2 separate regions of the Mus musculus genome follow, and region 2 is linked to region 1. Evidence: chromatin contacts called from ENCODE Hi-C data. All regions are on one chromosome and are shown on one strand. The core of a region is the stretch at or near the end of the contact, and the rest is flanking DNA. Distances in the headings are between cores, read along the strand shown. Region 1 overlaps Tex21 (testis expressed gene 21). Region 2 holds the start of Akap5 (A kinase (PRKA) anchor protein 5).

Evidence for each region. A loop is a pair of places that touch in the nucleus more often than their neighbours do.
Region 2: a map of CH12.LX shows a loop between it and region 1 (4-fold over the local background). The contact joins the promoter of Akap5 here to the enhancer-like site in region 1. A Hi-C loop is called at or near these places in 6 of 37 maps with a recorded cell type or tissue (CH12.LX, Patski, gastrocnemius and 2 more).

Annotation. Positions count from the first base shown.
Region 1 is chr12:76,192,623-76,198,864 of GRCm38, reverse strand. It overlaps Tex21 (testis expressed gene 21), which reads left to right. Exons shown (of 10, transcript NM_019784.5): 10 at 1-178. The coding sequence ends at 72. Among named protein-coding and RNA genes, the nearest start is that of Esr2, 18 kb to the right of the region's middle. Within about 2 kb of position 2,664, at least 1 of the 3 ENCODE cell types and tissues checked has a DNase peak (open chromatin) inside an H3K27ac peak, as active enhancers do; it is gastrocnemius, where a contact is called at or near this core.
Region 2 is chr12:76,322,983-76,329,405 of GRCm38, reverse strand. Akap5 (A kinase (PRKA) anchor protein 5) reads right to left here and starts at 4,515. Exons shown (of 2, transcript NM_001101471.1): 1 at 4,417-4,515; 2 at 1-1,840. The coding sequence starts at 1,589. Gm40443 (a long non-coding RNA gene) reads left to right here and starts at 6,242. Exons shown (of 3, transcript XR_001780628.2): 1 at 6,242-6,423.

The sequences.
Region 1 (6,242 bases), core at 1,415-3,914:
GTCGTCCAAATTTATGAAATTTCTAAAAGATCAAAGATGGCTTCTCACTGTGAGCCTGGTCAGGCCAAGTGAGCAAGATCTACCTCTATATGCGGTTAAGAAGTTATACACAGCTGTTTCCTACAGCACCCAGAAAATAGCTACATTGTGAATAAAATTGCAACATTTCAACTAAAAAATCTCTTCTCTCCTGTGCTTGGAGTTTACTCCACTTTGGGATGATCTTTCTATTATTTCTGGCTTAGTCTGTATTGTCACTTGAGATATATGACACTTATCTAATTGCTTTTACTGACTGCATTCAAGCAGGATATGCACCATAAACATATAATTAGCTGTACTATTTATAATTGTAGTCGATAGCCCGTGTCTTGAATGAGTGGTTTATTGGATAAACGACCCTCTTTGGTGCCTGGGCCCGGCCTGGCCTTTGGAGTTTGGAGCTGAGGTGGAAGAGTTGATAGAAGCCCAAAGACTGACGGCCTCCAGCCTTGTCATTCTCCCTGACTGCTGGGGGCTGGAAGCTGACGGCTTCTGGAAACTTAACACTCTCGTACTTATTCTGTGGCTGAAAACTGCTGGCTTCTTTTCTCTTCAACTCTCTGTGCTTAAAGAAGCACTGGGGAAACTTAACACTTTGTGCTTAAATAAACTCTGGGGGAATCTTAACTCTTTGTTATTATTCTGTGCCTTCCACAAGCACTAAAAAAACAAAAACAAAAACAAAAACAAAAAAACAAACAAACCAAAAAACCAAAAAACAAAACCAAAAAAAAAACCCCAAAACAAACAAACAAACAAACTTGACTCTTAATGCTTAAATAAACACCGGGAAATTACAAAAAGGATTTCTTGCTGCTGCTCCTTTCTCGGGCAAGTCAGCTAGAAGCCTCTGAGAGGCTCAGAGCTCGTTAACACTTTTTGAACCAGAAAGAAAAGAAAAGAAAAAAGAAAAAAGGAAAGGAAAGGAAAGGAAAGGAAAGGAAAGGAAAGGAAAGGAAAGGAAAGAAAAGAGAAAAGGGAAAGAAGTCACTCACACAGAGAACACACACACACACACACACACACACACACACACACTTTGGGTGAAGTGGAAAACAGCTACACCACCTTTCTTTATTGCTATCAGCCTTTTTATAGCGTTTTAGACAAAAAGTTCTCTATGTAAGAAAGAATTACTTTATAGATAAAATGTTCCATAAAAAGGGAGTTTCAGAAAGGTATGAAGAACAAGTTCAAAGCAGTGTTTCCTTCTCTAAGCTCATTCTAAGTTCCAACAACAGGTTTTACATGGGCTTGCCTTATCGTGTGCACACCTGTGGCTTCATCCTTGGAACTGAAGGTTTCCTTGAACACAAAGTTGTCCCAAGCCTATATCTTTCTTTAGTGTAATTATGAAAGCTCACTGCATATCGTCTTATGCAGCATTTACTGACTAACCTGAGAGAAAAGTCCATTGCCCCGACCCCCACCCCCGAATAAATGGCTGGGGCATCCATCTAAGGCTGCAGCAGTGTGTGGATTGTTGACTCTGTATGAGGCGACTACAGAGAGCTCCAGAGAGGCTCCGTCCTCAAGCCCCAGGCAGACAGCTACAGCCAGGGGCAGCACCCCAGCCCAGAGCTGGGACTTGGGCAGCGCCAGGGTCGGATTCACTCAGCCTAGAGATGGACAGGGGACCCTGGAGTGCAACTGCCTGTACGGTAGTTTTTTTGTTTTTTGTTTTTGTTTTGTTTTGTTTTGTTTTGTTTTGTTTTGTTTTGTTTTGTTTTGTTTTGCAGAGACAGTGAGCTGATGTGGGTATCTATGCCCAAAGGAGCCTTTCTGTGTTCGCTTCCCCACATCCTCCTTGTCTACACAGGACACAGGACAGCCAGACCAGGTCTCCTGACTGCTTGCGCTGCAGGCTGCCTGAGATCAGTACACATGCTGCCAGCTACAACCCAAACAAAAGACAGAAAGCTGGCTCCAAAGCACAGAAGCCTTAGGTCTTTCCACAGTCAGCCCTTCCTCGCGAATAAAAGAATCACAGAGGACTGCAGTGTCCCGAATCAAACAGCAGAGGGAGACAGAGGTACAAAAAGCTCTGGATCATTGCTGAACGAACAGCTTGCTTCAAGGCTGGAGCTGCTTAGAATCTTAACATTATCTCAAGATAATAAATGTGACTTGGATCTCTGAGTTCTAATGATGGGGTTGTGGGCAGCTTCAATTACTCTGACAAAACACTTTCTGTAATTACAGGATCTTGTGGTACCAGAAGCACCTGAGCTAGAAGGCACAGCCCTGAGACATTGTATTCTGCTTCTGTTCTTTGGCGGTCATCGTAGGAGTCGTTAGGTTTTACAGCCAGGGGTTTCCCAAAATTCTCCTCCTTCACTGTCCGCTGGCCTTCAACTCTAAGTGTTCCCTTCCACATGGAGGGACCCTACCCAATGTCCTTGCCTGCGGGTCAGAAAACTCAAATGGCCATCTAGGCTAAGGCCACCTTCCTGCTCAGAATTTGCTTTCGGGTTGCTACAAAACTTGAGGTCCTGAAGATCCCAACAGTGCGGCAAAGCCAGTTTTACCCGACTTGAGCCTGCGCAGGCGGACTGCTCTTGTGTCCATCGAAGACCTGGCAACAAAACGTGCCTGGATTCCAGCCAATCAGGGTGTGGGGGTGGTGTCAGGGCGCTGCCCGGGCGGGGTGTTGGGCGGGGCAGAGTTGCGTGCCTGTTGGTCTCTGTCGCAGCAGGCAGGTGATTTCCCTGTCTTGGCTCCTGGCGGCTTCGCATTTTCTCTCAGATCAGCCAGACTGGGGTCTGACTCTAAATGCTGGGAAGTTTTCCAGAACCTTGCAGTGCTGGCTACAACTCTGCATGTGCTCCGTGTGCAAGGTTCCCCTAAGCTGTACGTGTACTCAGCTCTGCAAGCTGGCTTTAAACTCACAGAGATTGTTTTCCTTCCAAGGGCTGGCATTACAGGCTGTGCCACCATGCGCAGCTTATTACTTTTAAAAAATTCTTATTTTTATTTTACGTGTATATGTGAGTGTCTATATATTTGTGAGTGTTCCGTGTTGTGTGCCTGGTGCCTGTGGAGGCCAGAAAGTGTTGAGTCCCCTGGACCTGGACTTACAAGCAGCTGGGAACTGCTATGTGGGTGCTGGGAACTGAACCCTTGTCTTCTGCAGGAGCAGCCAGTGCTCACAACCTCTGAGCCATCTAGTATGTAGCCTAGGATGGCCTGGGAATTGGCTATGTAGACCAACTGGCCTCTAACTCACAGAGATCCGTGTACCTCTACCTCACCAGCTGTGCGTGTGTTTATCTTAAGTCATTTATTTACTCTATGTGTATATGTGGGTGCCTGCGTGTATGCATTTGCATGAGGTGCATGCAATGCCAAAGGAAATCAGAAGAGAGTATTGGATCCCTTGGGACTGGAGTGATAGGTAACGTTGTGAGCTACTGTGTGGGTGCTAGGGACCAAACGTGGGCTCTCTGAAAGAGCAGTGCATTCTCTTAATGGCAGACACCATGCAGGAAGAGCTCCAGTGGGCAAGTGAGCTTCCTGGAGATGACCCACCATTTGGCATGGCTGGGATGGGTGTACCTTGTCCCATGACTGCTTCTTGCTCCTGCTGTGCCTTCTCCTGTTTGTCCTTGCTGTACTCCCCCAGGGACGAGGCCATAAGTCTCAGTGCACACCATGGTAAGTAAAGTAAGGAGTGGGTAATTCTAATATGAGTGTAACAACATAAAATGGATAATTAGCTAGAGTTAAAAAATAAGACATAAGATAGATGGCCTGTTTATTGGTAAAAACTTTGTTAATTTAATGACTTTTAGAACTATTGCTTTGAACTTACAATGAATTTGTAAAGTAGAAGATAGCTAAAACTATTGCTTTTAATGAGTTTATGGAATAAAAAAAAATAGATAAAAGTACTGCCCTGGACTTACAATGAACTCGTAGAATAAAAGATTAAAAAATGTTTAGTTAGCAGTTTTAATGGAAAAACATGTAATCAGTTTAATTCCCAGCAACCACATGGTGGCTCACAACCATCTGTAATGGGATCCAATGCCCTCTTCTGGTGTGTGTCTGAAGACAGCTACAGGGTGCTCACATAAAATAAATAAGTCTTATGTAACCAAGAATCGTGCTGTAACTTCCTCTTATGTAACAATTTTGTTTCTGAATGAGGTAATTCTTCGTGGAGAACTTTGTCTTAGAGAATATAAAAGGACTAAAGGGGAAAAAAAAAAACTTTAGAGCTTGCTTGTTAGAGCTTTGCTCTATCCAACTGTATGTATGTATGTATGTATGTATGTATGTATGTATGTATGTATGTTTGTAAAATGGTTAGAGCTTTGCTCTACCCACCCAATGTGTGAGTATGTGTCTGTCAGTCTGTCTGTCTGCTATGTGTGGAGTTGTTGAAGCTTGCTTGTTGAAGCCTCTTTTGCTTCATCCACTAACTTTGTGTGTATAAGTGTGTGAATTCTTTCTTCCTTTCTTTTTTTTTCTTGCCATCCCCCAAAGAGTTAAAAGTGTTCAGAGTTTCTGAGAATCCTGGCCTCAGATAATTAAGTTTTGCTCCCATTAGCATTACTAGTGCTGACCCCATAGATTCCTTGCTACTATCAGCAGGGGTGTGTGTGTGTGTGTGTGTGTGTGTGTGTGTGTGTGTGTTAGGGGCAGGGTCACACCCATTGTCATCAGCATATCGCTGACTCCACACTCAGCTCCTGTAGTGTCTGAGCTGGCCTTCAGCATTTTAACTTGCTGTACCATCTCTTCAGCCTCTGCTTTTACTCTTAATTCTGTGTCTATGGGATGGAATGTGCATGTGCATGCATGTGCATGCAGTGTCCTTGAAGAGGCCAGAAGGTGCTTGATCCTCAGGTACCCTGAAGTTGGAGTTACAGGCAATTTTCCAGCTGCCTGATATGGGTGGTGTGAATCCAACTTAGGTCCTCTGCAAAAACAGTCTCTGTTCTTAACCTCTAAGTCACCTCTCCATACCTTGTATTTTTATTATTTGAGACAGGGTCTTGTGTTGCCAAAGATGGCCTTGAATTTATGTAGCCCAAGGCTAGACTTGCATGTGGCTTTTTTTTTTTTTTTTTTTTTGGACAGGGTCTTATAGTCATAACTTGCAGAGATCTGCCTATCTCTGACTCCTAAACCCTGGGATTAAAGGCATGTGCCACCATGCCCAGCTCATACCTGGTAGCCTTGAACGGATCTTCCTGCCTCCACATTTCAAGTTCTGGGATTGTAGTTGTCTGTGAGACATAACCTGAAGATTTTGGATGCTTATTTGTATGAGTCTCACTTATGTGACCCAAGCTGGATTGGAACTCACTATGCAGCCCAGTTTGGCCTCGGACTTGCAGCAATTCTTCTGTTTCTAAAATTCCAGGATTACAGGCTGGTGCCACCATGCTTAGGTTGAAATGCAGCCTAAAGGGACTGTCCTGGTTGGATCTAAAGGAAGTATTCTAACTGCGACCGGACTGACTCTCTAGTTTCTTTTCCTGGAGCCACCTCCTCTCTCTCTTTGCTACGTGTCACAATGCTTTGTGGTCCTGTGTGCTGCGCTGGTCACACAAGCTAATTGAGCTGTCCCATTCTCTTTGTCTGCGACATTGAAGTGTTCCAGGAGAGCTGCTGGGAAAATGGTCCTTGCCTGCAAAGACACACGAAAGTGGTCATGGTTTCCTGTTGAGCTTGTGAGGGTCACATTCACAGCCATCACGGATGAGCTGCTATGACGGCAGATTGGGATACAGCAAAGGCGGAAGATGGACGGCAGATTTTATGCTGACTGTGAGATCCAGATTAGTCAAATTCAGAGGGTCCTCACAGAGACAGCTCTGTTGCATGTGGCCTTTATTTCACTTTCCATTTTCTCTGCCATGACTTCCTGACCTACAACTAAAAAAAAAAATGTCACCTCTCAGCTGGCAGTGGGTTAATTTGCTCTACCTGCACCAAAATAGTGGGCAGGCCTCTTCTCTTCTCTCTCTGCACTTGCGCGTGCCTGTTTCTTTCTCTCTCCCTCCCCTACTCCCCCTTTTCTACCTGGCGACTTGGGGCCAGTGAACTCACCCACTGAGAGCAGCTTCCCAATAAGCCTGTCCTTTTTTTTTTTTTTTTTTTAAGGGCCCATGACACTTTCTTTTTTTTTTTTTTTTAAATTAGGTATTTTCCTCATTTACATTTCCAATGCTATCCCAAAAGTCCCCCAT
Region 2 (6,423 bases), core at 3,266-5,765, 130 kb before region 1:
TCCTCTGCCTGACCCACTGTTGCTTCCTCTGCCTGATCCACTGTGACTTTCTCTGTGTGGCCAACTGTAGCTTCCTCTGCCTGACCCACTGTGGCTTCCTCTGCCTGACCAACTGTGGGTTTTTCTGCCCAATCAACTGTAGCTTCCTCTGCCTGACCAACAGTAGCTTCCTCTGCCTGACCCACCGTGGCTTCCTCTGCCTGATCCACTGTGACTTTCTCTGTGTGGCCAACTGTAGCTTCCTCTGCCTGACCAACAGTAGCTTCCTCTGCCCGATCAACTGTAGCTTCCTCTGCCTGACCAACAACTGTAGCTTCCTTTGCTTGGCTCAATATAGCTTCCCCTGCCTGACCAACTGTAGCTTCTTCTGCCTGACCCACTGTGGTTTCCTCTGCCTGATCCACTGTGACTTTCTCTGTGTGGTCAATTGTAGCTTCCTCTGCCTGGCCAACTGTAGCTTTCTTTGCCTGGCTCAGTTCACCTTCCTTTGCCTGACTCAATACAGTTTCCTTTGCCTGGGCCACTGTAGTTTCCTCTGCCTGGCTCAGTTTCCCTTCCTTTGCCTGACTCTCTGCCTGGATCACAGTAGCTTCCTCTGGGTGGCCCGCTGTAGCTTCTCCGGCCTGGCTTAGTGCCCTTTTGTCTGCCTGGCCAACTGCAGCTTCCTCTGCCTGGCCCAGTGCAGTCTCTCCTGATTTCTTTTCTTCAGCAGCAGTCTTTCTCCTGTCATCTTTCCCACTTGGGGCACTTTCCCGGATGCCATTACTGGGTTCTTCCAGACTATGTTGATGTGTGGTTGCTGGTGATGGAGGAGCAGCAGAAGTCACTGACCGAGGGCTGCCTGCTGCTGAACTCTCAAGTAGACTTGCTCGCTGCGTCTGCACACTTGGCTTTTCCGTGATCACCTTAGTCTCCTTTTCCAGCTCAGGAGTTCCCATCTGGATAGCAGAAGATTTGTTTTCTAATTCCAGTTCTATGGCGATCACATTCTCTCCCGAGGTGACGCTGTTGCTTATGTGTGATTCTTGGCTCTTCTTACCATCTCTCACCAACACACCTTCCTGTAGGCCCTGGGTAGACCCAGCCTGGATTGCCTGGTCATCTGGCTGGGTCTGGGCTTTTATCTCCAAATCGTCTGCCTCTCCCTGGACTCTGACGTAGCCTGAATCTTCTGTGAGTTTGGAATGACGACTTCTCTTTGCCCCTCTTGAGAATCTTAGGCAAGGAAACTTAAGTCTGGATTTTGCCTTTTTCTTAGGAAGAGCCCCATCCTCGGGCTGCACCTCTGCCTCAGGCGGCTTCTGCTTCTTTGCAGGCTCGGACCTTTTCCTGTGTGTCACAAGGCCTTTGATGGAGGCCCAGGCACCCGCTGGTTGCCGTTGACCAGAGCCCCCAGCTTCGGGGGTATGTTTCTTTGTCTCCTCAGCAGTCCTGGAACCGGCTTTGGGTTTTGTCTTGTTCGCTTTCTTCCTTCTCTTGAAGCAGAGTGTGGCTGTTTTTCTCTCCTGCCTCTCTTTCTGAGGACTGGCTGCTACTGGTCCCTTCTCGTCCTTCGTCTCTACCTGAATCTCAGAAACGCTGGTCTCCATTTTGACGCTGCACTCTTTCATTCTCTAGAAACGTGTCTTTTCCCTTCCTCCGAAAGTCTTTTGTGACAGAAATATCACACCAGCTCCGATTTCTCCTACGTGTCCACTCTCCCCTCACACCACAGCTGTTTCTGTGACTTCTTCAGGACACGAACGCCTTGTTTATCTGAGCCTCACGGTGTCTTCTTTTAATTTACTCTTTGAATGAAAGCACTTTCCTGGCTCAACTTCTTCTTTATTTGAAGCCCAACCTGATGAGAGAAAAAAGTAGGGTTTATTTCAGGGTATTTATTTTATTACGTTATTTTGTTTGGTTTTTCCAGACAAGGTTTCTCTGTGTAGCCCTGGCTGTCCTGGAACTCACCCTGTAGATGAGGTTGGCCTCAAACTCAGAGATGCACCTGCCTCTGCCTCCCAAGTGCTGAGATTAAAGGCGTTCGCCACCACTGCCTGGAGGAAGCCTATTATTTTTAATATAAACTGTATCATATGGTGCATGCATTCCACAGAAAGTACATACTACAACAACTTAGGGCTAAAAAGCGAGGCTTGGTTTTACCCTATCAAAAAGATTTGAGTGTGAACTCATTTTGCTCAGATTTTGTTTGAGGTCACTCTGCTAGTGTGCCCAGTTATCTTCTCCAAGAATTGTTTATGGTCCCATATGGAAAGTTTAGCAAATAACAAGAAAAGAGAGGGCAGTGTGGTAGGGAAGCCTGAGTACTGTCTCATCACATACCACGAAGAACGCTGGTACTACGAGGGACATGGGAGATGGCTCACGATGAATTAATGATCAACGTGAGCTCCCAGTGGGCAGCTAGAGCTTGCAGAAAGCCTTCAGCTAGATGAGGACCTAGCCAGAGTTAGAAGTAGAAAATCTGACTCTCTGGTGTTCGTTCTATTGTAGCATAAGGTTTCTGTTCTAAAAATGTACATACATTTCACCAAGGAGGCGCTACTTTCCATACATACTCTCAGAAAAAAAAAAAATCTAGCATCGCTGTCATTCTCTACTCTTAAAAGTCGTTGTGTAACTTTGACATCTTCAGTGAAGTGCCTGCTACTCATGTTTCCCCACTGTAACTGCACACAGCTGGAGGTAAGTTAGTGACGGTTCCAGCCAACGTCGGTTGCGCGACTCCCGTGTACGAGGCAGCAGCGCTGAGCACTTTCACATACATCTCTAACCTGCACCGCAGTGTTGCAGAGTGAGGAGGTGGTGATATCTCCATCTGCAGTTAAGCAGTCTGCCTGCCTGAGACTACAAAGCTTGTCGGTGGCAACAGCGCTCAGATTTAACCCAAGACTGCCTGTTTCTGAACTGCGTTCTTTCACTGCGCCTCGAGGTCCAAGAGAAAGTAAATTGCTTTAAAATGCTAATCTGAGGCTGCTTGTGACCACGCGTGACTGTAATTCCAGCAAGTGGGAGGTGGAGGCAGGAGTCTCAATCAAGGCCATCCACAGAGCTACATAGTAGAGTTGAAGACAGCACCAGCTACGTGAGACCCTGTCTCAGAAAAACATGTAAAACTAAACTGACACATAGCTTAGTGACAGAACATTGGCCTAACGTGCCACAAGATTCTGGGTTTGAGCCCCAGTGCCACCAAAAAAAGTAATAGTCCACAGAATGGCAAGGCTTAAGGAATGAGGACCTGGAATGACTAGCTAACAACAGCTCCGTGCATTTTAGGTGCTGAGCCCTGAGTTAGGCGCAGGGGAGCCTTTCATGCATATTCTTCACAGAGCTTTCACTTGGGTACCAGTTCCCAATTCTCTGTAGAACTGGAACCCTGAAAAACCGTTTTAAGAGCTAAGGCTTTTCTTTTGTTTTTTTAAGGGTAAGTATTGAAAGCTTCATCTTTCTACAAAGAAACATAAAATTCTAGAATGATGGGACCAGTATAACATTTGCAGTCTCTCCTCACACACCCTAGCACTAGAACTAGAACCCAGTCTTAATGGCTTCCACGTCTTCTTTCCCTGAGCCTCCAGCGCTCTAGAGATCATTCCTTCTAAGTGTGTGTATTAATAGAAGAAATATTCAAATGAGATTATATTCCGGAAAGTCTCTGAAACTAACCTAAATGGCCTAGATGGTTGCACGAGAGGTTTCTTTTAATGTACATCACTGTAGAGATCAACACCCCAACAAGTGTAGGCGAGGCAGGGAAAGGATGCAGCCTGCAGGCATTAAAACTTTGCAGAGTGTTAAGACTGCAAATGATTCACCTTTACCTTCGAGAGGACCATTATTGTCTTGGAAACCTTAAAGTCCCTGCTGTCCTTTCCTGGCAGAATCTCCTGTCCAAGACCACAGAAAACAACCACCACCCTTCTCCCCTTGAGCAACAGAGAGCAACCACTATCTGAACAGAGCAAGGAACCCTTCCCAGCACTAGACACGAACCGCGAAGCTTCCTCCTGGAGGAAGGATTCTCCAAGCTTGACGCCCCTATGGCAGGAGACAGAGCTCAGGATAAAGTGCTCAGAAAGGAAAATACCGGGGGCGTGGAATAGATAGCCCAGCTTCAAGCTATCTGCAGAACTATCATAGCCCGGAGCCGAAAATCACAGTTCCCCAGAAAACCCCTAAAGGAAAAGGGTTAGGTAGGCAGCCGGTGCCAAAGCAGCAGCTGCAACTCGTGCGAAGCGAGCGGGCGGCAGAACAGCCCAGGGTCACCCACCTGGAGCCGTCTGAGGATCGGCGACCTTGCAGTCGTGTCCCTCACAATCTGGTGACCAGGACCCGGGGTCTGCCGCCGTTACCAGGGCTCAGTGCACCAGATTCTGACCCAGAGCCTCTAGTCTTGCCTCTACTTACCCAGATCGTCGCGGTCTCTGGCCAGCTCTGCTCCCGAGGTCGAGGAGCACGGGCCCAAACAACGGAGAGCCCCGGAGACCGCGGAGCGCGCAGCCCTCTGCAGAGGGACCGCAGCCGCGCGCCCCCTCCCCAGCGCGGAGAGAGACAGCTGGTCGCGCCAATGCGCGTGGAGCAGTGGGGCGGGGCTAGGGCCGGGGGCGGGGTGAACTCAGCCAGCCACCTGCCAGCCGACTGCCCAGCGGCCTGGGAGAGACCTCCGTGCTCCCGCCCCGGACGCATCACCGCTGCATAAAGACATCAGGACCAGGGTGGAGGGACCACTAAAGCAAAGCAGGAGGACTGCAAGAGGGTAGAAACCCCTCATTTCCTGAGACGCACATCCGTAAAAACCTTGTTTGAATTTATAAGGCTCCCACCGTGAATCCCCCCTGGAACATTAAAGACAAGGTAGAAAGCATATCTACAGATAAAGATTGATGGGAAAGATGGCTCAGCGGTGAACAGCACGTATTTCTCTTCCAGGGGGTTTAAGATCGATCCCCATACACCCACATTAGGCGGCTCACAACCACCTGTAACCAGCCCTAGCTGGATCTTTTGCAAAAACAAAATTAAAAAGCAAGATTCATAACAGTACAGAGACAATAAGGGGCCGGGGGAGGATTTTATTTTATTTATTTTGTCGAGACAGGGTTTGTCTGTGTAGCCTTGCTTGTCCTGGGACTCACTCTGTAGACCAGGCTGGCCTTAAACTCACAGGGATCCACCTGTCTCTGCCTCCAGAGTACTGGGATTAAAGGCCTGTGCCACCATCCACTGGCAGACATTTTATTTGTGTAGCTCTGTACGACCGACCTGAAACTCATTGTGAACCAGCCTGGTATTGAACTCACTGAGATTCACCCACCTCCACCTCAGAAGCTGCACCTGGCTATGGAGAAAATTATATATATATGGTGAGAAACAGAAATAAACTCACTAAACAGAACCTCAACCTGGTACTGGTACAGTCCTCACTCTGGAACAGGAAGGTGTCAGCTCAGGTGGGAACCAGCACAAATATGGCTCTGTGCACACAAAGGTGTGGCCTCCCCAGCTCAGGGCCTGTGGCTTTGGGATGTTTTCAAGCTGAGACCCTGTAAGTCACACACACACTCTGACAGGCTTGTTTCACCATGTCCAAACCTCAGGCTCTGTGCACACCAGGCAAATACCCTTTGCTCCAAATGGGGCTGGAATAGTGAGCACCCTCATCTCCGTCCCCACTTGAGAGGAACAAGGTAAGCAGACCCCAAGGGATGTCCTAAAGGAAACAGTAATCCAGCCGCGGTTCTGATATGAGATGTCACATGGGCCATGTTCTGTGCTCACCTGTCAGCATGGATGTGGTACTCCAGCAGGCCTCAGCCTCCTCCAGGGCTCCTCCTAGCACAGAGCTCGAAAGCCCCAGGGACGCGGAAGAACAAGACCCTGTCCCCTTTCTTAAGTGGACCATGACCTTTGAGAGGTCAATATCAGATGTCCACTTGGGGATGGTTTTTCAAGGAATATATTTTACCTTCCTCAGACTCTCTAGTCTAGATTTACTCCAACCAGACCTGATAAGGAATAAACTCTTAAGGCACAAAACAGACCGGGAGGACCCAGATTCAACTCCCAGCACCCACATGGCAGCTCATAACTGTCTCTGACTTTTTTCCATGGAATATGACTCCCTCACACATGCAGGCAAAACACCAATGTACATAAAAGAAAAATAATTTTAAAAAGAGAGTTCTTGATTTGCAGAGAATCAGAGTTCAATTCCCAGCGCACATTTCAGTTCTCTATAACTGCCTTTAACTCCAGGGGATCCTCTTCTGGCCCCTGTAAGCCCTCTGCGTGCACGCGAGTGCGCACACACACACACACACACACACACTTGCCAGTGTGCGGTTTGGACAGGGTGAAACAAGCCTGTGATCTCAGTACTTAGGAGGTAGAGACAGCAGGATGAGACTTTTCAAA